Regions from separate parts of the Homo sapiens genome. Here all the other regions are linked to region 2. The links are chromatin loops, found by intact Hi-C in ENCODE. Cell type or tissue: IMR-90. All regions are shown on one strand. Links, peaks and the distances in the headings refer to the core of each region. The heading gives the core; the rest is flanking DNA. Region 1 overlaps XYLT1 (xylosyltransferase 1). Region 2 overlaps XYLT1 (xylosyltransferase 1). Region 3 has its middle 110 kb from the start of XYLT1.

What was found. Hi-C counts contacts between places; a loop is a spot of excess contacts. Peaks named below come from ENCODE experiments on the same cell type or tissue, not always from the same donor. Only the 100,000 strongest peaks of a DNase experiment are listed, where the experiment ranks them.
Region 1: a loop joins it to region 2, with 3 times the contacts of the local background. A loop is called at or near these places in 5 of 110 quality-filtered maps.
Region 3: it touches region 2 in a loop (3-fold over the local background); 17 of 110 quality-filtered maps call a loop at or near these places.

The regions. Positions count from the first base shown.
Region 1 is chr16:17,260,355-17,268,354 of GRCh38, reverse strand. All of the region lies in intron 2 of XYLT1 (xylosyltransferase 1), which reads left to right. Among named protein-coding and RNA genes, the nearest start is that of XYLT1, 210 kb to the left of the region's middle. RefSeq lists an enhancer at 1,166-2,037. In IMR-90, for the core only: no CTCF peak of the experiment used is centred there; no DNase peak of the experiment used is centred there.
Region 2 is chr16:17,201,242-17,209,241 of GRCh38, reverse strand. The region is part of intron 3 of XYLT1 (xylosyltransferase 1); the gene reads left to right. Among named protein-coding and RNA genes, the nearest start is that of XYLT1, 270 kb to the left of the region's middle. In IMR-90, for the core only: no CTCF peak of the experiment used is centred there; a DNase peak (open chromatin) is centred at 3,501.
Region 3 is chr16:17,573,465-17,584,978 of GRCh38, reverse strand. No RefSeq gene overlaps it. Among named protein-coding and RNA genes, the nearest start is that of XYLT1, 110 kb to the right of the region's middle. RefSeq lists an enhancer at 5,617-6,118. In IMR-90, for the core only: a CTCF peak has its summit at 5,516 (motif pointing right); a DNase peak (open chromatin) is centred at 5,548.

The DNA.
Region 1 (8,000 bases), core at 1-8,000, 59 kb before region 2:
TTAATTCACTTAAAAACAGTCATAATAACCTATTACTTGTGTATATAAAATATATTTATGAAAAGTATGCATATTTTTCCCCAACGAAAACAAATTTAGGAAGAAGGGAGGCACTGTTTTACATTTTTTGCAAATCTCTGTAACACCTGGCTTAATAGAAGATAGCTAGATTCTCACATTTGCTTCTGATTTCTGATGCAGTATGACGTGCAGTGGAGTTTCTGGAAAACTCCACTGTACACTCATGAGAGAGTAAGCGAGAAAGGAAAATAATGTCTTTATATTATCGTGAAAATAGTTTGTCATTAAAGATCCCCTGAGAAGGCCTCAGGGACCCCCAACAGTTCCCAGACCACACTTTAAGAACCACTTTAAGTCACCATTGCAATCATTAATTCTATTTTAATAAATTATACCTAATATTTATTAAGTTCTAGGTATTAAGTGTTTTAAATTCATTGACTCTTAATTCTCATAACAGCCTCATTAGATTGGGTACTCATTATTGTCCCCATTTTACAGAGAAGGAAACTGAGGCAGACAAAGTTAGGCACTGTGCCCTGGGCCACACAGTGAGCAAAGGCCAGGGTCCAGATTTCAACCCACTGTGCCTCAACACTCTGCCTTTCCAAAAAGTCTCAGTCTTGGCCGGGCGTGGTGGCTCACGCCTGTAATCCCAGCACTTTGGGAGGCTGAGGCGGGCGGATCATGAGGTCAGGAGATTGAGACCATCCTGGCTAACATGGTGAAACCCCGTCTCTACTAAAAAATACAAAAAATATTAGCCGGGCTTGGTGGCGGGCGCCTGTAGTCCCAGCTACTCGGGAGGCTGAGGCAGGAGAATGGCGTGAACCCGGGAGGCGGAGCTTGCGATGAGCGTGATCGCACCACTGCACTCCAGCCTGGGCGACAGAGCGAGACTCCGTCTCAAACAAACAAACAAAAGACTCAGACTTGCTCATCAAGTGACAAGGCGCTAGCTTAAAATATCATCCTGCTGCCACTTGAGTGCTTAACATGTATCAAGCCTCTCACCCAATGTTGTTTTGTTAAATAGAATTATATGTGCATGACATATTAGTTAATCCCCACCTTACATTTGCAAAGTAGGTCTTCTTACCCCCTTCTTTTGTAGATGAGAAAAATGAGGCTCTGAGAGGTTAAACCTCTTGCCCTCCGTCTCAGAGTTAAGGAGCAGAGACTGGATTCCAACCCAGCCCTATCAGTCTCACTCCTTCCTGCCTCACCCTGTGCTGTTTTGCATCCCATTAACATGATGCTACATTGCAAAGGGCTTTTTACTTAGGGTTCTGTTAAAGCAGGGCCTGCCTGCGTCCAGCGTGGTCCACGGGTTTCTAAGTGCTGGCCAGCCACCTTTTGTGCATGCAGATGAGCTGGACGAGGGGCCTCTGTTAGGTCTATTTGCATTGGCAGCCTGGGTAATTGCATGTTCTAATTGGTACAGCCACACACACTGTGCTTCCACCGTTCGCCTACCCTGGCACGGAGGTCCTTTTGGAAGCAGGTGCAGGCCTCTCCCTGTTTGTCCCTCCCAGTGGCCTTGGTAGCCTTGGTGATTGGAACGAAGCCTCGGACACTGAGTTCAACACCAAATAACTACCCAGCCGGCTGTGCGTGCACATGGCACAAAAGGAAGCCGTAAACTGATCACGATGAGCGGGTGGGCCAGGCGCCCTCATGTGTGAGCAGTGCACCTGGCTGGGGTTTCCCTTTGGCCCTGTCCCTATTCCTAATAGCTGCGGAGAGGCAGTGGGGTATTGAAAGGCATGACCTCCAGACCTAGACAGCCTGGGTTCAAATCCTGGCTCCTCTGTTTCCTAGGTGTGTGGACTTAGTCATTTAACCTCCCTGAACCTTAATGTTCCAATCTGAAAAATGGGTAGAAAATATAGCGTCTTCTTTATCAGCTCATCATGGAGATTAAATGAGTTAGTACATGCAACAGGCTTGGAACGGAACCTAAGACATACGTGTTTCTTAAGCACTTTGGACGTGTCAGGCACTATCTTCTATGCTTGATCGATTCAGTCCCTGGGAAGTAGGTGCCATCTTCGGCTCTCTGGGATGGATGAGGAAACTGAGGCAAAGAGAGGCGAAATGTTCTGTCCCAGCTTGAAGAACCCCAGCAAATGGAGAAGGGAGGAATCAAACTCACTTCTTCCTGAGTCCAGACCTCTGAATCTCAGTGTGCTGCTATAGACGATAATAGAGGGATAGGGCTGCAGACGGGATGCGCTTTGAAGCTTCCATTTTGTCCTCAGTTCCTGGTCTCTTAAGGTCCATCGAATTGTTTTAATGAGCTGAAGTGGCAGAATTTTGTTCATTGAATATATTGATTAATAACTAACTCAGAATGGTTAGTAACACACATTCGGGACACATCATTTTACAGATAAGAAAATTGGACATCAGCTAATGCAATACTAGTACCCAGGTCTTCTCCTACATAAACAATAAGAGCAAAGGTGGATAGTTTAAAAATCACGGCAACCCACCCCCACCCCTCAGAAATGGGAGCAAGGGGCCAGGATTCAGTAGACTAAGTATTGATTCATCCTGAACCAAGAGAACCTGGGAAAAATGGAAACAGACCCACGTGTCTTTGCAGCAGCAGCGTGGGTCAGGTAACCTGCTTCTCGGAGCCATATTATGTTTAGCATATTTCTACCTGATTGAAATTGACTCTAAACATGCCCAAGGTTGAATGGGAATGGAGGACATTATTGCATTTAATTATTTCTCCAGAATAAAAATGGATTCTAGCAGCAGCTTAGAGGTAAGGCAACAGCAGAGCAATTAGAGTTTTGGAGCTTGCACACAAACATTTGAATGTGCAATCATTGTAATAAGTACATTAAAATAAAGTAAGTCAAAGGGTTGCATTAGCATAAATAACTCAAGGTGAGAGAGTTGGATTGATGAAGAGTAGAGAAGATGATGCCAGTTGATCACAATTGCGAAATAATAACCCATCTGTCCTCTAGGCAGAGACTGTCAGGGGAGAGAGAGTGTTAATTGGTAGAGTTCCCCAGTCTGGTTTACTGCTCATTCTTCTTCCAGCTTTGTGTGGTGGGCATATTCTAGTAGTTTTACATACACTCTTCCTCACTGAATTACCCAAGAGGTGAGGTGTTGTTTGTTTGTTTTGAGACAGAGTCTCACTCTGTCACCCAGGCTGCAGTGCAGGGCACGATCTTGGCTCACTGCAACCTCCATCTCCTGGGTTCAAGCGATTCTCCTGCCTCAGCCTCCTGAGTAGCTGGGACTACAGGTGCGTGCCACCACGCCCAGCTAATTTTTTGTATTTTTAGTAGAGACGGGGTTTCACAGTGTTAGCCAGGATGGTCTCGATCTCCGGACTTCATGATCCGACCGCCTCAGCCTCCCAAAGTGCTGGGATTACAGGTGTGAGCCACTGTGCCCGGCCTGAGATGGATATTATTATCATCCCCATGGATACCAAGGTGTTATCATCCCAATGTTTTAAATGAGGAAACTGAGACACAGAGAGTTTGAATCACTTCATTACTAGCAGTGTAGCCTCGGTCAAGTTATTTAACCTCTCTCTATGTTAGTTTCCTCCTCTTAAGGAGTACTAATACTGTCTGTTTTGGTGAGTTTTCAAGAAGATTCAAAGGACACAGAGCATGGGCCACTTGGGTGCTGGGCATATGATGGTTATTTTTTATGGGTCTGCCTGGAGACCTCCCAAGATTGGTTTTGTGAAGGGAAGGGATCCTGGGTTTGGCTTTCTGGATCTTGAGTCTCCACAGAAAGGACAGAAAAGCCAAAATCTGTTTGCCCCTTGGCAGTCAGATGAAGAGTTAGGGGGAACATGAAGTGATATGTCATGTCCATCCTTGGATGGCTGGATAAAGAAAATGTGGCATATACACACAATGGATGTTAGCTTCAAAAAGAAGAAAATCCTGCAACATACAGCAACATGGATGAACTCTGAGGACATTATGCTAACTGAAAGAAACCAGTCACAGAAGGACAGATAGTACACGTGTTTATTCTGCTTCTATCAGCTATCGAAAATAGTCCGAATCCTAGAACCAGAGAGTGAAGTAGTAGTTGCCAGGAGTTGGGGGATTGGGGAGGAGCATGGGGAGTTGCTGATGGACAGGCATAACATCTCAATCATGCATGCACAATGAAGAAGCCATAGAGACCTGCTGTGCAGTACTATAGCCAACAATATAGTAGTACATGCAACAATATACAACAATTTGCTGTATGTTGCATATAGTACTATAGTGTTGACTATAGCTGCATAGTCAACAATAATACACACTTAAAAATTGGTTCAGAGGGTAGATCTCATGTTAAGTGTTATTATCATAGTAGTCCCAGCACTTTTGGAGGTTGATGTGGGTGGATCACCTGAGGTCAGGAGTTCGAGACCAGCCTGGCCAACATGGTGAAAACCCGTCTCTACTAAAAATACAAAAATTAGCCGGGCGTGGTAGCACACACCTGTAATCCCAGCTACTCAGGAGGCTGAGGCAGGAGAATCACTTGAACCTGGGAGGCGGAGGTTACAGTGAGCCAAGATGGCGCCGTTGCACTCCAGCCTAGGTGACAAGAGTGAAACTCCATCTCAAAAAAGAAAAGAAAAGAAAAAAATGAATTGAAGGGGGGAAGCCAGAGAGAACGCCGCAGTCACTATAGAAAATGACAGTGACTCTGAGGGACAGAAATTCTCAGGCCTCCAATTCTCGCTGACTGCGCCTCTCTCTGACTTTTCTGGAAGCGATCTAGTATCTGTGAGCCCTTTTGTTCCAGAAGACAAAATATTTTCCTTCCCTCTTATACTCAAATCTTTTGGGTTCCCATGGCAGCTGAGTAGCATCTGGGGCCAGGCAGAAGTTCACAGGGCCACCACAAGCTAATCATCGCCATTGTGGTGGCCTGTCTTGAGTAGAGAGCGGGTATTAATCATGAGTCCCATCAGAATCAATGGTGGTGCCTCTTCCTGATATTACACATTAGCCAGAGGAATTGGCCATTCTCTGATTGTCAGATTAGCTTCATTGGCCGTGGGGGGTGGAGGGAGATGATCGCAGTGTTTTCTGTCTGGTTTTGCTTGGCAAAGTTCAGCCAGAAAGTGATGGAGAACAGGAGCTTTTGAAATGGGGGTTTGTGGAGGTTTTCTGTTGTGTGGCGGGGAAACTTGCTGATAACAAGGAAAGAGAAGGGCCCCAGAATGACACTTAGGATATGTCTGAAGAGAGAAAACGAAGATGTCCATCAGGGCAGTAGCTCTTCTGGCTTACTCCCTGCCCTTTAGACATTTCTAGAAACTTCTAGAAAATGGGCTTAGGGACAGAATTTAAATTTATGTTCTTGGAGCATGGGAGTCGTCAATAGATGTTTCTGTCTGTTGGAGGGAGAAAAAAATTGGCTCCTGTACCTGACTCAGCTCAAAGGAAGAAAGGAGATCAGGTTAGCTCCTGGATTAATCGGGATGAGTTAGACCATGCTACAGTAACACAGATCCCCCAAATCTCAGTGACTCAAAGCAGCAGGGGTCAATTTCTGCACACTGAGGGTTGGTAGAGTCTCTACTCCACATGGGCCTCACTCAGGGATGCATGACCTCCACCAGCAGGAGTGTGGCTGGATATTGTGGTATCCAGGGAATGACACCTTATGGGTTCCAGTCACTGCTCTTGGCCATAGCATGTTTCCTGTCTGTGCCTAATATACAAGGGATAGGGACATACAATCCTAACACATCCCTAGAAGGAATGGAACAGAAATGATTTTTCATAGCTTTATTGAATGCCACCCCTGCCCCATCAGCTCCATCCCGACAGACGCTAATATGAGCAAAGATGGTGATACCCATTATTCCACTGCAGGGGAACTGAATGCTTCTTGATTTACTTCTCAGCAAAACACAAGAGGCGTGATACAATAGCAGATTTTAGAATCAGGCAGATGCAAGTTCGCTGCCTCCCCAACATGAATTTGTGCAAATTACTCGACATCCCCAACCTTATTTTCCACCCTTTTCTGTAAGGTGGGCGAACAGTAGTGCCTACGTTGGAAATTATTTCCAGGAGTTAAGTGAGGTACTGCATCCAAGGGCTTAGCATGGCACCTAGCACGTGATCCATAGTGAAGAATGTATCACAACAAGCGTTGGCTCCTCGTTCTATAAAATGGCAAGATAAATACATCCAATTGTCAGTACCCTATAAGTAATACCTGTGAATAACTTACTGTGGTGCCTGGCTCATGGTAAGAGCTCAGAAAATGCGCCTGAGAGGCTGCTTGGGACTCTTCAAGGGCCTCTGGATAGAAAAAAAGGGAAAAGAGGAACATCAGCAGGTTTTGTTTAGGTTACAAGAATAAAGATGTACTCTAGGTACCAACTGAAGGGGATTTTTTTTGTAGGTATCTGTGGAGAATAAGAAAGACCAGAAGCAGAAGGCCCTCATTTATAGGTCAGGATATAAAAGCAGTTCCTGTGTACAACCAGTAGCCGCCCTGTGACCCAATATGGACTGGTCAGCTGTTTTTTTCTTGGTTCTTTTTCCTTCTTCCTACCTTGTTACCTCCCAGCTCCTGCAGCCTCAGACTCCACGTGCTTCGTGGCTGCTGCTTACTGTCTCTATATGACTTCCTGCAACACAATAGGCCACTAGCCAGCCTGAAGATTGCAATTTGGAGGTCACACACCTCTAGCAGATTCATTTAGCTGGGTGGGAGGGGCCAGATCTTGTGGTTCAGTGTCAGCTTGCAGTACTTAAGGGTTTTGGGTGATGGGTGTAATAAGGATCATACAATTTCTTGGAAGTGGATCATGTCCCTGGTAGCCCAGAGTGTGGGGTCTGTGATCTGCCTGGTTTGAATTCCAGCTTCACCGCCAACTAGCTGGGTGACCCTGGGCAAGTCACTTGTTCATGGGTGCTTAGTTTCCCATCTGCAAAATGAAAGTCATAGCAGTACTCAGCTTACAGAATGGCCACAAGGTGTCTTAGTGTCAGAGCCTCCAACAAATAGGAGAAATTCGTGCTTACTGCTAGGAGCAATGGAGCAGAGGCTAGAGGAGCATCTTTTTTTTTTTTTTTTTTTTTTGAGAGCCAGTTTCACTCTCCCCCCAGGCTGGAATACATTGGTGCAATCTCAGCTCACTGCAACCTCCGCCTCCCAGGTTCAAGCAATTCTCCTGCCTCAGATTTCTGAGTTAGCTGAGACTACAGGTGTGCACCACCACCCCTAGCTATTTTTTGTGTGTGTGTGTTATTGGTAGAGATGGGGTTTTGCCATGTTGACCAGGCTGGTCTCAAACTCCTCACCTCAAGTGATTCACCTGCCTCGGCCTCCCAAAGTACTGGGATTACAGGTGTGAGCCACCACGCCCAGTCCTAGGGGCACCTTCTTCTCCAGGCCATCACTAAGTCGTATATGGATGGTGAGGACAGAAGCAACTAACCCAGTCCCAGAGGAGGAGGCCTTTTAACTCACACTCCAGCAGAGCAGGGGTCTGCATACATTTTCTTAAAGGGCTGGATAGAAATATTTTAAGCTTTTCAGACCAGAAAGTTTCTATTGCAACTATTCACTCTGCTATTGTATCAGGAAAGCAGCCATGGACAATACACAAATGGACAGGTATGGCTGTGTTTCAATAAAACTTTATTTATAAAAAACACAGGCAGTTGTTTGCTGACCTGCTGGGGTGGGAGCCTTGCTGAGGGTCAGCTGCTCTTGGGTACCCCTGCAGATCCGCTGTTCAGGCCCCGACACCTTTTTCCTTGGGAACTGGTAAGAGGCATATTTCAGCCCTCCTTAAAAGGAGGACTAGCAGGGATGCCGCCCATTGCCCCTGTGTTTCCATAGCAACAAGGGCAGCTATATGGAGCCATTACTCTTCTCTGTGGCTTCAGAGGTCAGGGGCCGTGTTGTAGGACATTGGATATGCTTTCAGATTAAGGCCTTGGGAATGAGCTTTAAGCAGAAGC
Region 2 (8,000 bases), core at 1-8,000:
ACTTACATGAGGTTCCTTATCAAATTCATAGAGGCAGAAAGTAGAATGAAGCTTTCCAGGAGCTGAAGGAGGGGAGAGTGGGAAGTTATTGTTCAATGGATAGAAAGTTTCAGTTTTGCAAGATGAAAAGAGTTCTGGAGATGGATGGTGATAATAGTTGCACAACAGTGTAAGTATATTTATTATACTAAACTGTAAACTTAAAAATGCTTAAAATAGGCCAGATGTGTCTCATGCCTGTAATCCCAGCACTTTGGGAGGCCAAGGTGGGCTGATCACCTGCAGTCAAGAGTTTGAGACCAGCCTGGCCGACATGGCAAAACCCCATCTCTACTAAAAATACAAAAAAATTAGCCGGGCGTGGTGGTGGGCACCTGTAGTCTCAGCTCCTCAGGAGGCTGAGGCAGGAGAATCGCTTGAACCCGGGAGGTGGAGGTTGCAGTGAGCCGAGATTGTGCCACAGCACTCCAGCCTGGGTGACAGTGAGATTCCATCTCGAACCAAAAAAGGCTAAAATAGTAAATTATATGTTATCCATGTAGAGCATCCTTAATTCAAAAATCCAAAATCTGAAGTACTCCGAAATCCAGAACATTTTGGGCACATAATGCTACAAGCGGAAAATTCTATACATAAATGCTTAATGCAACTTTGATTAATGCACACAATTATTTAAAATATTGTATAAAATTACTTTCAGGCTATGTGTATAAAGTGTATATGAAACAGAAATGGATTTTGTGTTTAGGCTTGGGTCCCTTCCCCAAAATATCTCATTACATATACACAGATACTTCAAAATCTGAAAAAATTCAAAATTGGAAACACTTCTGGTTCCAGGCATTTCACATAAGGGATACTCAGCATGTATTATCTTGGACTACAACTTTTTTTTTTTTTTAAAGAGAAGTGCAGGATGTTCAGAGGGGCTGTGACAGGGAACTCAAAGAAGGGATGGGGGCCAGGCACAGTAGCTCACACCTATAACACCAGCACTTTGGGAGGCTAAGGGAGGATTGCTTGAGCCCAGGAGTTTGAGACCAGCCTGGACAGCATAGCAAGGCACTGTCTCTACCAAACATTTCAAAATTAGCCCACATGGTGGTGGTCACCTATAGTCCCAGCTACTTGGGAGGCTGAGGTGTGAGGATCCCTTGAGCCCAGAAATTTGAGGTGGCAGTGACCTATGATCATGCCACTGCACTCCAGCCTGGGTTACAAAGCAAGACTCAATCTCTGAAAAAGAAAAAGAAAAAAAAGTCATTAAAAATATTTTTTAAATGAAGGGATGGGGAAGAGAGTCAGGGAGGGCTTCCCAAGGAAGGGTCATTTCTCCTGAGACCTGACAGGTGCTGGCTTGGCCACCTTCATCCTTGGACCTATGTTCTTTCAGCTCCCCTCTGTGGACCCCATGACCCCCAGTTCACATCCCCTCCACCCCTCTCTTCTCATTAAGCTGGGTGGGAGGGGACCTGGTGGCCCCGCATGAGCAGCAGCTGCGGTGCAGAGCAGTCTGGGCCGTTGACTGATTCCTCCCAGCAGGGCTTGGTGCTGCTGAGCAAGGGTCCACAGACCACCCAAAAGCCTCAAGGAAAAGTGGGGGTGCCTAGCCTCCATCCAGTTTGCTGGATGAGAGGAGACAGCCATGGGCAACCTCTCAGGCCTGAGTCTTCAACTTTGCCCCCTCATCCCCACCACCGGGACCCTGTATGTGGATGAAGCTGTCTGGCTAAATCTGTCAGTCAGAAATCATTCATTGAGGCCTCTCCCCCAAACTTAGCTCTGTACCAGGTCCAGGGGCAAGGCTGGCATCCTACAAGAGATAAGAGCATGACCTTGGCTCATAGGGAACGAACTGACAGGTATCAAGAGAACCAACCTGGGCTAGGCGCTGTGGCTCACGCCTGTAATCCCAGCACTATGGGAGGCTGAGACAGTTAGATCACCTAAGGTCAGGAGTTCGAGACCAACCCAGCCAACACGGTGAAACCCTGTCTCTATCAAAAATACAAAAAATTTAGCCAGGCGTGGTGGCAGGTGCCTATAATCCCAGCTACTCAGGAGGCTGAGGCAGAAGAATTGCTTGAACCTGGGAGGCAGATGTTGCAGTGAGCCAAGATTGCACCATTGCACTCCAGCCTAGGTGACAAGAGTGAAACTCTGTCTCAAAAAAAAAAAAAAAAAAAAAAGAAAGAAAAGAAAACCAACCTGACTCTCAAGGGAGTACAGTTCTCTATGTGGCAATGCTAACTCCTGGATCGGGTTAGAATTCCAGATGATTCAGAAATTTCCAGAAATATCCAGAAATTTCATCTCCCTCATTTGGGTTTTTCCAAAATAGGGGTTTTGGAGTCTGGCACACCCAAGTGGTGGTTTCCATTCTCGCACCAACTGCTAACATGGCACCTGCCTCCTGAGACCTTGGGACAATTAAATAATGAGATCACATTTGACTGGTGCTTAGGCCATAATGAGTGTTTGTTTATTTCTGATTTATTTATTTTTAGAGACAGGGTCTCACTCTGTCACCCAGGCCAGAGTGCAGTGACACCATCGTAGCTCACTGCAGCCTCGAACTCCTGGACTCAAGCAGTCCTTCTGCCTCAGCCTCCAGGGTAGCTGGAATTACAGACGCAAGCCACCATGAGAAGTATTTGACGCAAGCATGATAAGTATTTGACATGCATCTGATAGCGTTACTAGTCTTTGAGATTCTACAGGACCAAGGAAAGAAATTGACTTGCCCAGGCCCCCGTGGCTGGTTCACAGCAGAAGCAGGAATTTGAATCCACCTCGTTGCTCTTTATCCAGTATGCTTGTCGCCACACAGCACCGCCTTTTCTAAACCCATCGAGAGCAGGGGATTCTTTCTGGGCACCAGACAGCTCCCAAGTTTAATCACCAGAAAACCTCTTTTAAAATTTCCCACTAGGATAAAGGCATCTCCCACCCAGATCTAACAAAGAACCTTGAGCGTGCAGGTTTTCTCCCCCAGTAAGACGAATCCCGCTCCTCTGCAACGCGCCTGCTGCCGCTGTGAAACTTTTCCTCATCTGTGATCATGAATCACCCTGGAACCCAGCGGGGTCAGAGATGGACCTCTCTTCCCACTTTGTAAATGAAGAACTGACAATCAGAGAGGGGCGGTGTCTTTCCTAAATCCACACAGTGCAAGGTTGCATTCTACACCCCAGCTCTGAATCCCAGTCACACCTTCCCAGGCAGCATAGAAGCTGGGCTCCAGCTGGGAGCTTCCTAACCCAAGCCTCATTTGCATACAACCTTGTTTCCATGTCTCTGTGTTCCCAAGACCCAACTAACCCTCTTAGTTGGAAGTAAGTCAGAAAGTGCCCCTTGCAGCAGCCGGAAGCAGCCCTTTCAGAGTATAAATAGAATCGAGGGCTTTGTTGGTAGAGTAACTATTCCAGTCAAGCAGCTCCTTCACATTTGTTATTAATTGTGGTCTGGGCATACGCTGCAGAGGGAAATTCCGGTTGTAGATGTTTATTTACAAGCAGCAGGCTCTAGAGTACACACAGCCCTGGGAGTCAGTGCAGCTTTGAGGTAGAACTCTGGAGCTGGGCCTGTTGGTTAAATCCTGATCATCGTGGATGAGCAGCCACATAGAAATGATGGCTATGACAGTATAATTTATTGAGGATTTGCTAGATGCCAGGCACTGTGCTCTCTCTTCTGGATGTGAATGTCCATGTGGGGTGGATTCTGTGATTATACATACCCATTTTACAGATCAGAATACTAAGGCTTGGAGAGATTGCATAAAAGGTCCAAGGTCATTCACATCTGCCTGACCACAGGTCATGTTCTAAACCCCTGCACCTTGCTTTCTCCTCCCAAATCATTATTGCAGGACACTGCTAACATGATCTTTGCCAGCACCACAACAGTGGAACAGCATGTTGACCCTTGCAAAGCACCTTCATCTCTGCTATGTCTTTGGAGCCCAAGGATTACATAGTCCTCGTTTGACCCACAATGCTGCTAAGAAATAGGGAATTTGAGTAACAGAACTAACACAGCACAGCTATCTACTGGGGGAGCTCTCCGGGACCCCCCATCATCCTCAGCCTTCACACCTGCACTGCAAAAATATACTTGATATTCTCTCTCGATAAACCTGGCTTGTTAACATTCATCTGAAGTCAGCTTCTCCTGCTGCCTCTAATCACTCTGATTTTTCCACTTATTTTCTGTTTTGTGCCATGGGAATCTGATTACATTGTTAAATTCTTTTTTTTTTTTTTTTTTTTTTTTGGAGCTGGGCACTGTTTGGGTTTTGGTCTTTCAAAGAGTTCCGTGTTCATAAAGACCCACATAGCTCTGACCACATGTCATTGTTATATCTGTCCTGCAGCTGAAAGCTGACACATTTCCTCTAGGGACGGATTTTCCTCTTTTTGAAATGAGGACAGTTTGATTGAGCATGGTGACCATGACAGGGCTCTGGGATCACAGACTCACTCCATTCTCAGCTCAGCTACTTTATAACTGGGACCTCTCCAAGCCTCAGCTTCCTTGTGCCTACAATAGAAAGATAATAGCTCTGTTTTCATAGCAGTTTTGATAGAAATGAATAAAATCATGCACAGAAATTGCTTAACACATAGTAGGCACTCAGTAAATGGTTGATCTTTCTCCTGACTCGCTGTCTTCCCCCTCTGCCCCCCATCCCCATCCGCATCTCTATTTCTCCTTCTCTGCATGTCTCCTTTCTTTAGATATTTTTGTTCCTTCCCACCCACCCCTTCCCCAGAATAGCTGTACTCAGAAGAGCTCTGGGTTTTTTGTTCCCCATTCTCTTTGCAGCTCCCCAGACTAACTGTCTGACCCAAAGATGACTTTATATTTAAGCCAAGGGAGCTCTCTTGCTGGAGTGATTTGTCTTTGATTTCACAGGACTCTGCCCTTTCTCCAAAAGAAAAGCATCCATGTCTGTGTCTGTCTGTAAATCTGTTCTGCCTTTTAAAACTCTAAAGAGAAGTTGTAAAAGACCTCAGCATCAACATCCAAGCCCTTTTTAAAGACCAGCATAGAGTCCTTACACCTATCCTCTATATCGCAAATCTCCACTTCTGCAGAGAGCAAGTGGAAATATCAGGGCTGGCTTTGGACTCGGCAACACTCAGCTTCCCCTCCCACCTCTGTCCTCACTCACTGTGTGACCTGGGAAATGTGCTGACCTCTCTGAGCCTCAGAGGATGATAACGCATTCTTCCCAGGGTCAAATAACAATGGATGCATAGGAGGCACTTAAGAAACACCAGCTCCTCTGGATCAGAGCAGCCACTCTTCTTCAGAACACATTCATTAATTTGCTCATTCAAAAACTATGGCAAAAGATGTTCATGGCTACAGGGAAAAGCAAGGGTTAATCTCAAAGGCCCCATACACCTTAAGTGGATGGATGGTGTTTGGGATGATAAGCTCTTGGAGGCTTTGCTGGATGCATAGTTGGAGGGTTTGCTGTATGCTTGGATGGATGAATGGTTAGATATGGATGAGTGGACAGATGAGTAGTTAGATTTGGATGGATGAATAAATGGATGTATGGATGAATGGGTGGAGCAATGGATGAATGGTTGGACTTGGATGGATGAATAAATGCATGAACGAATGGGTGGATGGGTGGAGGGATGGATGAGTGGGTGGATGGATGGACAGATAAGTGGTTGGATTTAGATGGATGAATAAATGGATGAATGGGTGGATGGGTGGAGGGATGGATGAATGGGTGGGTAGATGGATGGACAGATTAGTGGTTGGATTTGGATGGACAAATAAATGGATAAATGGGTGGAATGGTGGATGGATGAATGGATGAGTGGTTGGATTTCGATCGATGAATAAATTAATGGGTGGATGGGTGGAGGAATAGATGGATGGATGAAAAGATACAGCCTTATTAATCACCTAGAATCAGCATCTCATCTAATACAGAAATACTGGAATACCTATGTTAGTCCTTAAATGCATGCCTACCTGCCTGCAATAACTAACTTACAAAGTATTTGGTTAGCAACAAGCAACTAAAAGCAATTGTTATAAACTTTTCCTTCCAAACTCTAGGTATGATCATATGGTGTGTATTAGTGGTTCAGGGCATGATCTTTGGAATCAGACCTGTGTTTGAATCTCAGCTTAACTAATTAAAGCAGTGTGACCTTGAGCCAATCCCTTGGCCTCTTCTAAGCTGTGGTTTCCTCATTTGGAAAGCGGGGATAATAGCATTACTTTGTAGGATCATTACGAGGATTAAATTATCTAATGAACGTCAAGGGCTGGTCAATGCTCAATAAAAGGTATTGTTATTTTACTGATCCCAAATGTGCCTTCCTGTAACTTTTGTTTCACCGAGAACCAGATGTGTGTCAGATACTGTTCAAGTGTTGCAGATTCTGTGGTAAACAAGGCCAAAATAGCCCCTCATCTCTTGGAGCTAATGTTCTAGTGGTGTGTTCAGATAATAAGCAAGTAAACAGATAAACAATTGCAGACAGTGTTACATGCTATGAAGAAAGTTGAAATCCGGTGAGGTGAAAGAGAGTAAAAGAGGTGCGGGTGAGGTGAAAGAGAGTAAAAGAGGTGGTGGTGAGTCCCCTTTTTGGACTGTGAACTAATGACAAGAAGATGCAGCCACGCAGAGATCTGGGGAGAGGGCGTTCCAGATCACAAGAAGCCAGGGAGAAGGTCCTAAGGCAGAAATGAGCTTGTTTGAGGAAGAGAAAGAAGGCCAGAGGACAAGATGGAATGTGAGACCCACCAATCGAGGGCAGAGAGATCTGAGTAGTTAGATCACACCAGCCATAGAGGCTGTGTAGTGTGATTTGGATATTATCTACGTCAATCTTGTCTTGTCTCCTGGAACTACGTAGAAAGAGCCTCGTTCATTCAGCAACCATTCAGCCTTCTGATGACAGCTTAGACTCCCGATGTCCTAATCCCCCAGCCCCACAGTCTCCATCTCAGTTCTCCCGGTTTAGATGCTGGGACACTTGCAGCTACTACCCTGACAATGTCCTGGGTCCCATAAACCCAGAACTCTTAAGAAATTGGGTTGGACCCAAGTGAAATCAGGCTGAGGAAAGCTAGGAGATTTCTAGTTGGGATTGTAATAAACTAAACTAGGAAGCTGTGTTTTTATCTGAAGCAAGAGAAAGAAAGAGAGGAGTCTTTGAGGCTGATTTTCGGAATAAAATATGTCTGGGACTATTTATCCAAGTGGATGTGGTATAGGATTTGGATTTAAAAGAACATGATAGATGACAGTGGGTGATCTGTAGCCTTACTGATGCAGGAGCTCAAGGCAGGCCACAAGCACCTGGACCCTCATCCCCCCTTGGCAATGTACTCCACATTAGTTTTCTTCTCAGGCAACCTCTCTCCGTGTGGGAACAGAAAGGCTCATAGAATCTTCTAGTCTCCTGTGTAACAGAAAAAGAACCTCTCACCGGGCACAGTGGCTCACGTCTGTAATCCCAGCACTTTGGGAGGCCAAGGTAGGCAGATCACCTGAGGTCAGGAGTTCCGAGACCAGCCTGGCCAACATGATGAAACCCCATCTCTACTAAAAACACAAAAATTAGCTAGGCATGGTGTTGCGTGCCTGTAATCTCAGCTACTCAGGAGGCTCAGGCAGGAAAATCACTTGAACCTGAGAGGTGGAGGTTGCAATGAGCCAAGATCGCACCACTGCACTGCAGCCTGGGCAACAGAGTAAGACTCCGTCTCAAAAAAAAAAAAAAAAAGATAACCTCTCTTATGTAGTAGTTCTAACAAAAGTCTAGCATTCTGTCTTATTGGTTAATTAACTTGGTTGAGTCATATGTTCATCTCTAAACAATACTGTGGCTATGGAGAATCAGCATTCCCATTGGCCAGGCCTAAGCTGTAGGTCCACCCCTGAAATTGATGATGAAGTTAGGTCTTCCCCACCCATATGGACTAAGAATAGAGGAGAGGAGGATGATGCCACAAAAGGT
Region 3 (11,514 bases), core at 1,885-9,884, 370 kb before region 2:
AATAAATCATTGGCTTTCTATCTGTCACCAGCTTGGTTTTCCAAAGATTTGTTTTTGTCAGTTTAATGAATTATTGGATCACCTGGAAATTGCTCAGAATTAACGTGTGGCTGACGTTAATGGATCTGCAACACAAGTGTCGAGATCTCTCTAACCAGTCCAATCCATCCTTTTATGAGGAGGCCAGCTACCTGGCACAAGGAGATTCATTTATTTTGAGGCTGCATCTGCCCGTTTCTGCAGCGGTGGTGCACAGGCCCCAGGACAAGTCTGTCCAGAGCAAAAATGGCTGCCTCTACACCAGAGGACCTGGGTGGGCACTGCAAGCTGCCTCAGCCCTGCCTGTGTGGGCAGGTGAGAATCATAATAAATCTTACAATTTGCGACGTTCTCCTTGGTTCTTTTGGAAGCAAGCTTTGAGCTTCTTTTTTAAGATGCATCCTCATGATCCATGAGTCCTCTTAGCTCTAACCCTAAACATATTCTAAATCTAAACAGTTCTCTCTGTCTCTGCTGTTATCAGGCTAGTCAAGCTACTTCCACGTCTTGCCTAAATAACTGCAGTAACCTCCTCCTTATTCTCCATGCTCCCATCCTCACCTTCCAATTATTCAATCTTCATAGAGCAGTTAGAGTGATCATATTAAATATGATAATGACAACCTCCACTTTGCCTAGAATTTCTCAGTGGCTTACCGTTTTACCTGGAATAAAATCCCACAGTCTTCCACATCCTGGCCCCTGCCTCCCTCCCTCGCAGTCTCATCTGGTATTGAGCTCCAGGCTCTCAGTAACATCAATTAAGCAATTAATAGCCTTCTTTCTGTTCCTCCTATATTCCACACTCATTTTTTATTTTGTTTTGCTCATAGCTCTATCCACAGCACATATGACAGAGCATGGCATACAGCAAGTAATTAATATATAGTGATTTATTAATTGGTTATTTTCAAGGTCCTAATAACAATATGGAGAATTGGGAGATGGAAGGATGCTGATTACTGTGAGTGGTTTTTAAACAAAGTCTACCTGTTGGCAATTACATGGTTCCTGTGCTCCCCTACCACCTACTTAAGCTCTGATTTTCAATTTCCAACTTATCTGTCAGTTGACTCTCTAGACCAAGGATTGGCATCCTTCTTTCACTAAGGTCTAGATAGTAAAACACTGTAGGCTTTGAGGCCATTGGATCACTGTTGCAGCTACTCAACACTGCCCTTATAGTGCAAGAGCAGCCAGAGACACTATCTAAAGTTATGGGCCTAATGTGAGCCAGTGAAACTTTATTTACCTGTGGCATGCTGGGTCTGGCACACTAGTTGTAGTTTGCTAAGTCCTGCTTTAGACTATACATTTCTTGAATACCCTAATACATAGTTGGCCACCACTTACTCAGGGCCCGTTGAAGAAGGTCCATTGTGGTAGAAAGAAGAATTTACCCACTGCTATGAAAATCGAGAAAGCCACAGCCTTTCATTTCTGGGACCAGTTTCTGGCATCATGAATACTAGAATCAGGTCTGTATGGCACTGTGGCTTCCCCTACTGACAAACTGTGCAACCTTAGACGTGGTACCAAATCATTCTGTGCAGCAATCTTTTCTTCTACAAAATGGGACTAAATGATCTCTTGGGGTTGTTTTAAAGAGCAAAGAAGGTAACAAAAGTGAACCCAGATGAAATGAGAACCACCCAGCACACACATACAGGCACATGCACATGCATACACACCCTACAAAAACAATTTTGATCATCTGTTTAATTAACAACCGGACTTTTTCCTCTCCTGAGGGTTGTTTACAATCTAGGGGCACCACCATTGAATTGCTCAGGCCAATAGGAAACATTTCTTTGTGATGCTCTTTTGGGTAAGAGGAGAGTGAATAATGAAGCCACTGGCAAAAAGAAAAGATTTGAGGATTAAAAACAAGAAGTTTTAAAGGAGATGTTTATGTTGCGTGGTGTGTGATGTAAAACCTCCCTTCAGTACCATAAGATTGCAGTACAATATCCATTTCTTATTATTACATTGGGGAATTTGTGTGTCTTCAGTGGAGGGTAATCTTCTGAAGAGGTGAATCCTCCTTTATGTTAGGTATGAGCTGAGAACAAAGGCTTCTTTGCCTGGTACAAAGGCTTCTTTTCCTGGAGCTTAGAGGACTCAAGGATGGTAAGGATGCATCCTAACACCTACTAGGTGTTCAGTAAATGATAGTTCCATCCTCATTCTACTTTAATAATTTCATCTTTACAAAAAAAATAAATCTCAGCAATTCAGACTCAGTGCCAAAAATCAGTAAATCCCAGGTACTGGATGTTTACTAAAGGAAGAGAATAATTCAAATGAGGCTTGTCCTGTAGAGATCCCTCAAGGATACACAAAAATGGCTCACAGTTAGCATATTCATTCTTATTATATAAATGGATTCTACTAAAGTGCTGCTTAAAAGCAATTTGGTTATAAGCAGTTTAAGCATTCTCTTTGCAACCTTTTCCCCACTGTGTTCACAGCATCTTTGAGAAAATTTTCCCAAGAGCAGGGGAAACTAGAGATCAGCCCTTGCCTGAATTGTCACAAATTACAAATGAGTAATTGTCCTAGCACTCCTTGGGAGAGAGAAATGAACTTTGAGTTTAAAAACCTGATTTCCAATTGTCATTTTTCCATTTGTTAGCTGTATGATCACGAATAGCTCTGTTCTTCTTTCCTGTTTCAGTATCCTAAATAAATGGAAAAACATCCTGTATTCATGGGCTGGAAGACTTAATAATATTAAGATGTCAATATACCAAAAGAAATGTATAGCTCTTCCTGGCATTGTCTGATAACTGAACTGTGATTCAACTCCTGAATGAAGGTGCTCTAAGAAGTTATTGTCCTCATTGTTACTACTACCCTAATTCTGGACTAAGCAAACACACCCACAAACACATGCATGCACACATATACACATTTATCTTTATTTTTCCTTTTTTTTTGCTAGTGCTTTTGGTATCATGTCTAAGAATCCATTGCCAAATCCAAAATCATAAAGATTTACCTCTGTTTTCTTCCAAGAGTTTTATGATTTTAGCTTTTGAATCTAGGTCACTGATCTATTTTGAGTTCATTCTTCATATGGTGTGAGGTAGGGATCCAAATTCATTTTTGTGCATGTGGAAATTCAGTTGTTCCCTCACCAACTGAGACTATTTTTTCCTCCACTGAATGACTGAACAAACTTAGCACACTTGCCAAAAATCAATTGGAGATATATATATATATATATATAGGAGACATATATATAGGAGATATACATATAGGAGATATATATATAGGAGATATATATATAGGAGATATATATAGGAGATATATATATAGGAGATATATATAGGAGATATATATATAGGAGATATATATATAGGAGATATATATAGGAGAGATATATATATAGGAGATATATATAGGAGAGATATATAGGAGATATATATATAGGAGATATATATAGGAGATATATATATAGGAGATATATATATAGGAGATACATATATATGAGATATATATAAATAATAGAAATATATGTATATATCTGGACTCTCATTTTTATTCCACTTTTCTATATGTTTATCCTTATGTCAGTATCATGCTGTTTTGATTACTACAGATTTGTAGTAAGTTTTGAAACAGGAAAGTGTGAGTTCTTCAACTTTTTTCGTCTTTTTTTAAGATTGTTTTAGTTACTCAGGGTCTCTTGTAATCCCATGTGGATTTGAGGACTAGCTTTTCCATTTCCACAGAAAAAAAGAGGCCATTGCAATTTTAATAGGCATTGCATTCAATCTGTAGATTACTTTCAGTGTATTGACAGTTTAACAATATTGCATCTTCCAATCCATGAACACTGGATGTTCTTCCATTTATTTAAGTCTTCTTTAATTTATTTCTGCAATGTTTTGAGTTTTCAGTGTACAAGTCCTTTACTTCCTTGGATAAATTTGTTGCCAGGCATTTTATTCTTTTAGATGCTGTTGTAAATGAGATTGCTCCCTTAATTTCCTTTTTGGATTGTTCATTACAGGTGTGTAGAAACATAACTGGGTTTTGTATGTTTATCTTGTAACTTGCAACTTTGCTGAATTGTTCATTAGCTCTAATGGCTTTTTTATAGATTCTTTGGGATTTTCTATATATAGGATCATGCCGTCTGTGAACAGAGATAGTTCTACTTCTTACTTTCCAATTTAGATGCCTTTTATTTCTTTTTCTTGTTTAATTACGCTGGATAGAATTTCCAGTGCAGTGTTGAATACCATTGGTGAAAGGAGGCATTCTTGTCTTGTTCCTGATCTTAGGGGGAAAGCTTTTAGTCTTTCACCTTTAGGTGCAATGTCAGCTGTGGGTTTTTTAAAATAAATGTCCTTTATCATGTTGAGGAAGTTCCCTTCTATTCTATCTTTTCTGAGTATTTTTATCCTGAAAGGGTGTTGTATTTCTTCAAATGCCCTTTTTTATATCAATTGAGATGATTATATATTTTTTGTTTATTTTATTAATGTGACATATTAGATTGATTGATTTTCTTATGTTGAACCACCCTTGCATTCCTAGAATAAATCCCACTTGGTTATGACATATCATCCTTTTAATATGCTGTTGGATTCAATTTCCTGGTATTTGTTGATTTAAAACAATATTTTTGATAAAAGTCAAATCCTCCAAAAATCCACTGTAACGATAATAATGGATATTAGCCTTCTCTTTCCTGCCTACATATAATTTGTCTTTATAGTACTATCACTAGACTTTCACTGTGATGATATATTTGCTGCACGGAGGGTAGCTTAGCTAAATAATGAGATTCTGCATCTTTAAATGTGTGTGTGTGTGTGTGTGTGTGTGTGTGGTGCGTGCGCTTTGGAGTCAGAGCTTTGGAGTCTGAGCTTTGGAGTCAGCAAGATCTGCATTCAGCTCCCAGCTCTGTCACACACCATCTGTGGGAACCTGGACAATGTCTTAGCTTTCCTGAGCTCCAGTTTGATCACAGGAATAATTTAATCTCTAGCTCTCAGAGCTGTTAAGAAAAAAAGAGCAGACGAGACACTGTATGTAAAACACTTAGCACACTTCCTAGCATAAAACAGTCTTGATCAAAAGAGCAAATCGCTGAGCTATTGGTATTATTTAGATTTGACAAATTACAAATATGTTTTGTTCATGCGTTTTTTTTCCAGGCAGTTAGTTTTGCTGGGAAGAAACTGCTCAGTTAATACGAGCCTGTGGTGGTGGCTGTGTGGTTGTATCTATCCAGCCAGATGTACTGTGAAAACAGTTTCATCAACTAACCAGATGTGTTCACAGTGAAGACTGAAGGGTTTTTATCCAGATGCTGGTGCAGTTCCTCGGGGCTCAGTGATTTCCTTGCTTTCAACTTTACCAGCCCAGAGAGGGTTTCCTCTTCCTGACCCAGCCTGGCTCCCCCTCCATGGTCTCCCTTCCTGGCTGAAAGGAGTATGCGATTCTGCATTCAGTCACTAGATGGCGTTTGACTGTTTCCAAGAAGGGAGCTTGACTGAGTGGGTGCCCTCAATCAGAGGCTGCTGGAATTTAAGGTCAGGAATTTCAGCCACAGCCTAAAGTCGTGGCCAGATTACAGACCAGTAGGAAGAGAAACTGCTCGTGCTGCTGCTTCGTTTATTTCTCTTCTTTTTCTCAAGAAATGATGCTATGGTGAGGGTAGAGTCACCAAAATTTTTCAAAATACTGATATAGAGTGATTTCAGTATCCATCTATGCGAAAGAAAAAGCTATCTCCTATTCCAGGAATGATGTGGCAACCTTACAAACTAAAGCATGCTCAAACAATCACCATGACAAAAGTTCATCATAGAGGGTGGGACTGCCTGCTGGTTAACAACACCTCTCTGCAGTCAGACTGTCTCCACTGATATCCAGAGGTTTCTACTGGTGACCTACCAGCTGTGTGATCTTGGGCAAGGTGCTTAATCTCTCTGTGCCTCAGTTCCCTTATCTATAAAATGTAAAAATAATAAAACCTAGCTGTGGGCTTTGGGGAAGAATAGATGAGACCATGTACAGAACTCTGAGAATAGCTCCTGGCACATGGTAAGTCTTCAATAAGAGACAGCTATTATTCATTTAGCCAACATTTATGAGAGGTCAGAAGAGTACCCCCTGCCAAGAGTGGTTGTGAGAAGGAAATGAGATAACACAGGCCAAGCGCTTAGAATGTTGCTTGGGACACAGAAAGAGCTCCATCAAGGTGTGCTATCAAAATATTAAGAAGAAAAAGATTACAGGCTGGGCACAGTGGCTCACACCTATAATCCCAACACTTTGGGAGGCTGAGGTGGGCAGATCACTTGAAGTCAGGAGTTTGAGACCATCCTGGCCAACATGGTGAAACCCTGTCTCTAGTAAAAATATAAAAATTAGCCAGGCATAGTGGTGCGTAACTGTAATCCCAGCTATTCGGGAGGCTGAGGCAGGAGAATGGCTTGAACCCAGGAGGTGGAGGTTGCAGTGAGTCAAGATCACACCACTGCACTCCAGCCTGGGCAACAGAGGGAGACTCTGTCTCAAAAAATTAAAAAATTAGGAAGAAAAAGATTTCAGGCTGGGCGTGGTGGCTCACTCCTCTAATCCCAACACTTTGGGAGGCCTAGGTGGGAGGATCACTTGAGCCCAGGAGTTTGAGACCAGCCTGATGAGTCCCCATCTCTATAAAGAAATCATAATCATAATCATACAAATATTAGCTGGATGTGATGGCACACGTCTGTTGTCCCAGCTACTTGGGAGGCTGAGGTAAGAGGACCCCTTGAACCTGGGAGAGAGAGGTTGCTGTGAGCTATGATTGCACCACTGCACTCCAGCTTGGGCAACAGAGCAAGACCCTGTTTCAAAAACAGAAAAGAAAAGTTTACAAAATACTGACATAGAGTATGATTCCATATTTAAATTAAAATATGTGAAGAGATGGAGGAGTGGTATGTGATCTCTTTTTCCTCTTTCTCCTTCACCTCTGCCGCTAATCTGAAGAAGCTTAAATACATACAGTAATGACAGATTCCACCCTGGGGCATTAGAGTGAGCATTTTGCTGGATGAGTGAGAAGGTTCAAGGCCCCCGACAAAAAAAGAGTTTCCTGGTGATGGGATGCCATGCACCTTCACAGCCTGTGCTGGATCATGACCTTTACTAATGACCCAGGTCTCCTGGAGAAGGGGTCTTAACACTTACAGGGTCATGGTGACTTTTGCAGTCTGAGGAAGCCCAAGGACCCCCTTCTTAAAATGATGTTTCTAAATGCATGTGAAATAGACTATATCCGATTTTACAAAAGAAGTCTGTAATCTAACATAAACTATCTGTGGTTACCATAGGTGCAAAGTCATTAATATTGCTGTCAATTTTGCTTATATTCATAATTAACTGAAACGCTGCATTTGAGGTGGAAATTAGTTAAAACTGATATGCACATTTTCCCCATCCAAGTCACACAGCCCTGAATTTTATGCACAGGTCTTCTGGGTCAGGGAGCCCCGGGTAAAGAACCTTGGTAGGACAAAAACATAGTATTCCTACCACCTTAGGCAAGCTGTCTGAGTACTCGAGATTGTGCTGTTTATTTCAGGAACAACAGACGTTCCATTATGCTCCTTAAAATCTAAGTGAATTGATTCAGAACAAATAGCTTATCACCTTTTTTTAATTATGAGATTGAGGAAAACTACAACTGCACCTTATGTTGAGGGAAAAAAATCCATCTAGCTGACATTGGAGGGTATCAACAGCTGACTTTTTTTTCCTAATACAGCTATTCAATATAAAGCAAATTGGTTTAGATGATCAATGGGAAAGAATACTGTTTTAGGGCTTAACGGGAACAATTTCTCCTTCCCTTAAAAAGTTCTCAGTTCACAACTGGATTGATGTGCCTCTTATAAACCAGTTTGAAAGTAGTGTCACATTGCTTTTCATTTAAAAAATAAAATAAAAACCTTTCCTGAAACTTTAGGTCCCATGTGTGTATGTGCGTATGTGTGTGTGTACACATGTATGCATATATGCACATTTTATCCCAGAATTCCAAGACTAAGATAAATCATTCCATACTGGATAGAGAAAGCCTTTTTGAGATTGTTTCCAGCAAGAAACAGCTAGAACAGGGGGAGAATACAACAGGCTAGAGAGAGAAAGAAGGTAAAAAGATACCTTCTCCCTGGCTCCCTTGAAACAAATGTGTTTTCTTATTTATCTTCCTTTGTGAGATCAGTTATGGTAATTTTGTACTATCAGGGGAACTGCCCTTAGAACATTTATCCCAGTTTCAAGGAGTTCAAGGATCAAAAAAATAAAAAGGATTATAGAATGTTCCTCCTTTGATTTTTCCCCACCTATGATCACCTTTTGCTTCTCAAAGCAGAGCCCAGAATATACTTATTTCCCAGCATACCCGCAGCACATGCCCAATGCAAACACTTCTCCTTAAAAGAATCTCTATAATAATCCTTAGCTAACAATTTGATAAAGTAAGGGCATATCAGAACAGCCTGGTCTAAGGTTGAGCTATGATCATTTCAACACAAAACCAAGCCAAGAGTTTGATTGGTCAAAACAGCCAATTCTAAGGAAAGAAAAAGGAAAAGAACTACCTATTAGGGTAAAGAATCCACATCTCATCCCTTAAGCAGAAGCTGTTGGTGCCTTTCAGTGTTATCTTCCAGGACAGTCTAAACAACATGGAAAGCTTCACTGAATTTAGATCAAGAAATTTTGTTTACAGGTGTTTGACTCATATGTGTCTACAGTTGTGTGTGTGTTTACATGTTTATTTCTTACATTGTATGTGTTTGCTTTTGCATATCTGTGTGTTATATTTGGGTATGTGTTAATGTGTTTATATGGTGGATATACCAATTATGCATTGTGGGTTAAATGACAGGCTAGATACTACTTCTTCTACTGGACTCCAGGATTATGCTTTGCGTGATGTTGAACAAATGCCATCAAAGAAAACTCAGTCATTCTTAGTTGACTCAAGGGCCCTTGATGTAGAGAAAGCCCTGGAGAGGGAAAGCTGAACCCGTGAATCTGTGGAACTTCCTGACCACAAAGTTGAGCTAAAAGAGTTGCAAAAACAAAAATGTTCTTTTACTATTCTCCCAAGCAAGACTATCTAATGGGGTTGAATGCAAATTGGAATGATTTAAGATAAAACTGGACACATGTTGTTGGGTGAATGAATACAAAATGGAAGACTATTGGAAACATAGCTATAAAGGCTGATCCATGTCAGGCTGGGCAGGGCCTTGAATGCCAGGTTGATGCAAATGGCCCTGGGGCACCATCTGTGGCTTTGGTCAAGCTGCCACCTAACAGGAGACAGGCATCCCATCCCCAGGGAGCTCCTGGCACCGGCTTCCTTGTAAACGAGTGTGGGCCTATTATAACAGGTACAGGGTGGGGTAGGGGGTCCTTATGGAAATGAAACCGAGTTAACTTTAGCCCCAATTCTCCATAGATTGCCCAACTTAGACTATGCCACACTTTCAGCTTTTCAAATTGCCAAATGCACATTTCTGTTTATTACTTTATCAGTTCATTTAACACATGTTTGTGATGGGCCTGCCATATCCCAGGCTCTGTCCTAGGCACTGGGGATTGAGTACAGAATGGAATAGACCAAAGCTCTGCCTTCATGGAGCATTCATTGTAATTAGAGACAGACAGATAAGGCACAAGATAAACCAGTAACTTATATACTGCATTCAGTAGGAATAAATGCTTAGGCGGGAAGAAAGTAAAGTAGACCAGGGAGCTAGGAAGCCATGGGCAGTTTAAAAATGTAGGGCTGCCAGGGAAGGTAATTTTCGAGGTGAGATCTGAGGATGTGCATGTATCTGCAGGAGGAGAATTTCAAGCAGAGGAAACAGTAAGTTCAGAGACCCTGAGGTGGGAGACTGTCTGCTATGTTCAAGGGATTATGAGGAGGCCAGAGGGGTTGGAATGGAGGGAACGTTGGGGAGGTGAGGTCAGAAAGGTGATGAAGGGGTTGGGTCATGCAGGGTCATGGAGATCACACCCAAGGCATTGGTTCTCTTTCTGAATGCTGTGAAGAGTGCGCTATAGGGGCTCAGAAACAAAGCTTACCTCCTTCAAACCAGCATCTGGACTTGCATCAACAAAATAAAGACACAGTTGCTGGCATGTTTTAGAAGAGATGCTCAGAGCCAATCGTGGGTGGCAATCACACTGACAAGCTGTAGCAGTGAGCTGGGCTCCCTATTTAATTTCCAGACGGCCTGGATTCAGGGCCTCTTAAAAGGCAGAAGCCAGTTGGTTGCAATCTCTCATCACATTAGAGACTCTGAGGTCCACGTTCAATATCTGCAAGCACTTCCTTTCCCCAGAGGATGGATTTAACATCCATTGTCGATGGAATCCACCAGGCACTGAGAACCCAGAGGGAATGACCAAAAACATCCAAAACTTTGTTTTGAGGGAAGCAGTGAGATGCAGGCTCCCCTTCATCCTACCCTGGTCTGGCTTCATTTCAAATACATATGGATTTAAAAGGAAATTGAAACCACATGCAACAGATGAGTAACTGACATTGAACACCTAGAATGGATTTTGCACAATTCGTTGATATATTTCAGTCCCTTAGATCCAATAACTCTTCTTCCTTCCATCCCTTTCCTTTTAATTCTCCTTCTCCTCTCTCTTCTAAGTATTCATTCTATAGGCAAAGAGAGAGAGCATTTTTTGCTTTGTAGCTTTGTTTTGGTTTGGTTTGGTTTTTGAGTTTTTGGCTCACCTGGCAGTTGACCTGCAACAAGGCTGGAGCCTCCCTCTTCTCACTGACACTGCTTGGATTATCCTCCAAATTCATCCCACTGTGGCTTCTCATTCCGGCCATCCTCTCCCTTGCCAGGATGCAGAAATTTCTTGCCATCTTTCACAATTACAGGCTCACGTCTGCTGGAGTCCCTACAAAAGAAAGAATAAGTGGGACCACTGTGTCTCCCTCCAGGAGGAGTTATAATTTGGCACAGAGAATTTTTATCTTTATTCTGCAAATTGCCTTGAAAGAAATGTCAATTAAAGAAAGGCTGTTTGTTAATAAAGCCCCACAGTATGGAGCAGGCTGATTCCAGCCACAACTTGCTTGCCATGCTCAACTGCTATTTGAAGAAAAATACTTCTTGCATCGGAAGTGGGTTTTGTCATGGTGTATAACAAACATCTAGAAACCCAGAATTAATTCAGTTTGGCATTACTTGAAAGAAATCTGGTTTGAGATGATCCAAGAGCAGTTATGGGTTTGGACTAACCAAACCTGGAGGGTTAGATTTGAGGGGAAAGTAAGGTTGTCCTCGCCAATAATATCTTCTTTATCACCCTAATACCATGATAATTTTCTTTGCTCCTTGATCTCAGAGTGCAAATATATTTATATCTTAGTTTTCTTTTCTTTTCTTTTCTTTTTTTTTTTGATACAGTCTTGCTCTG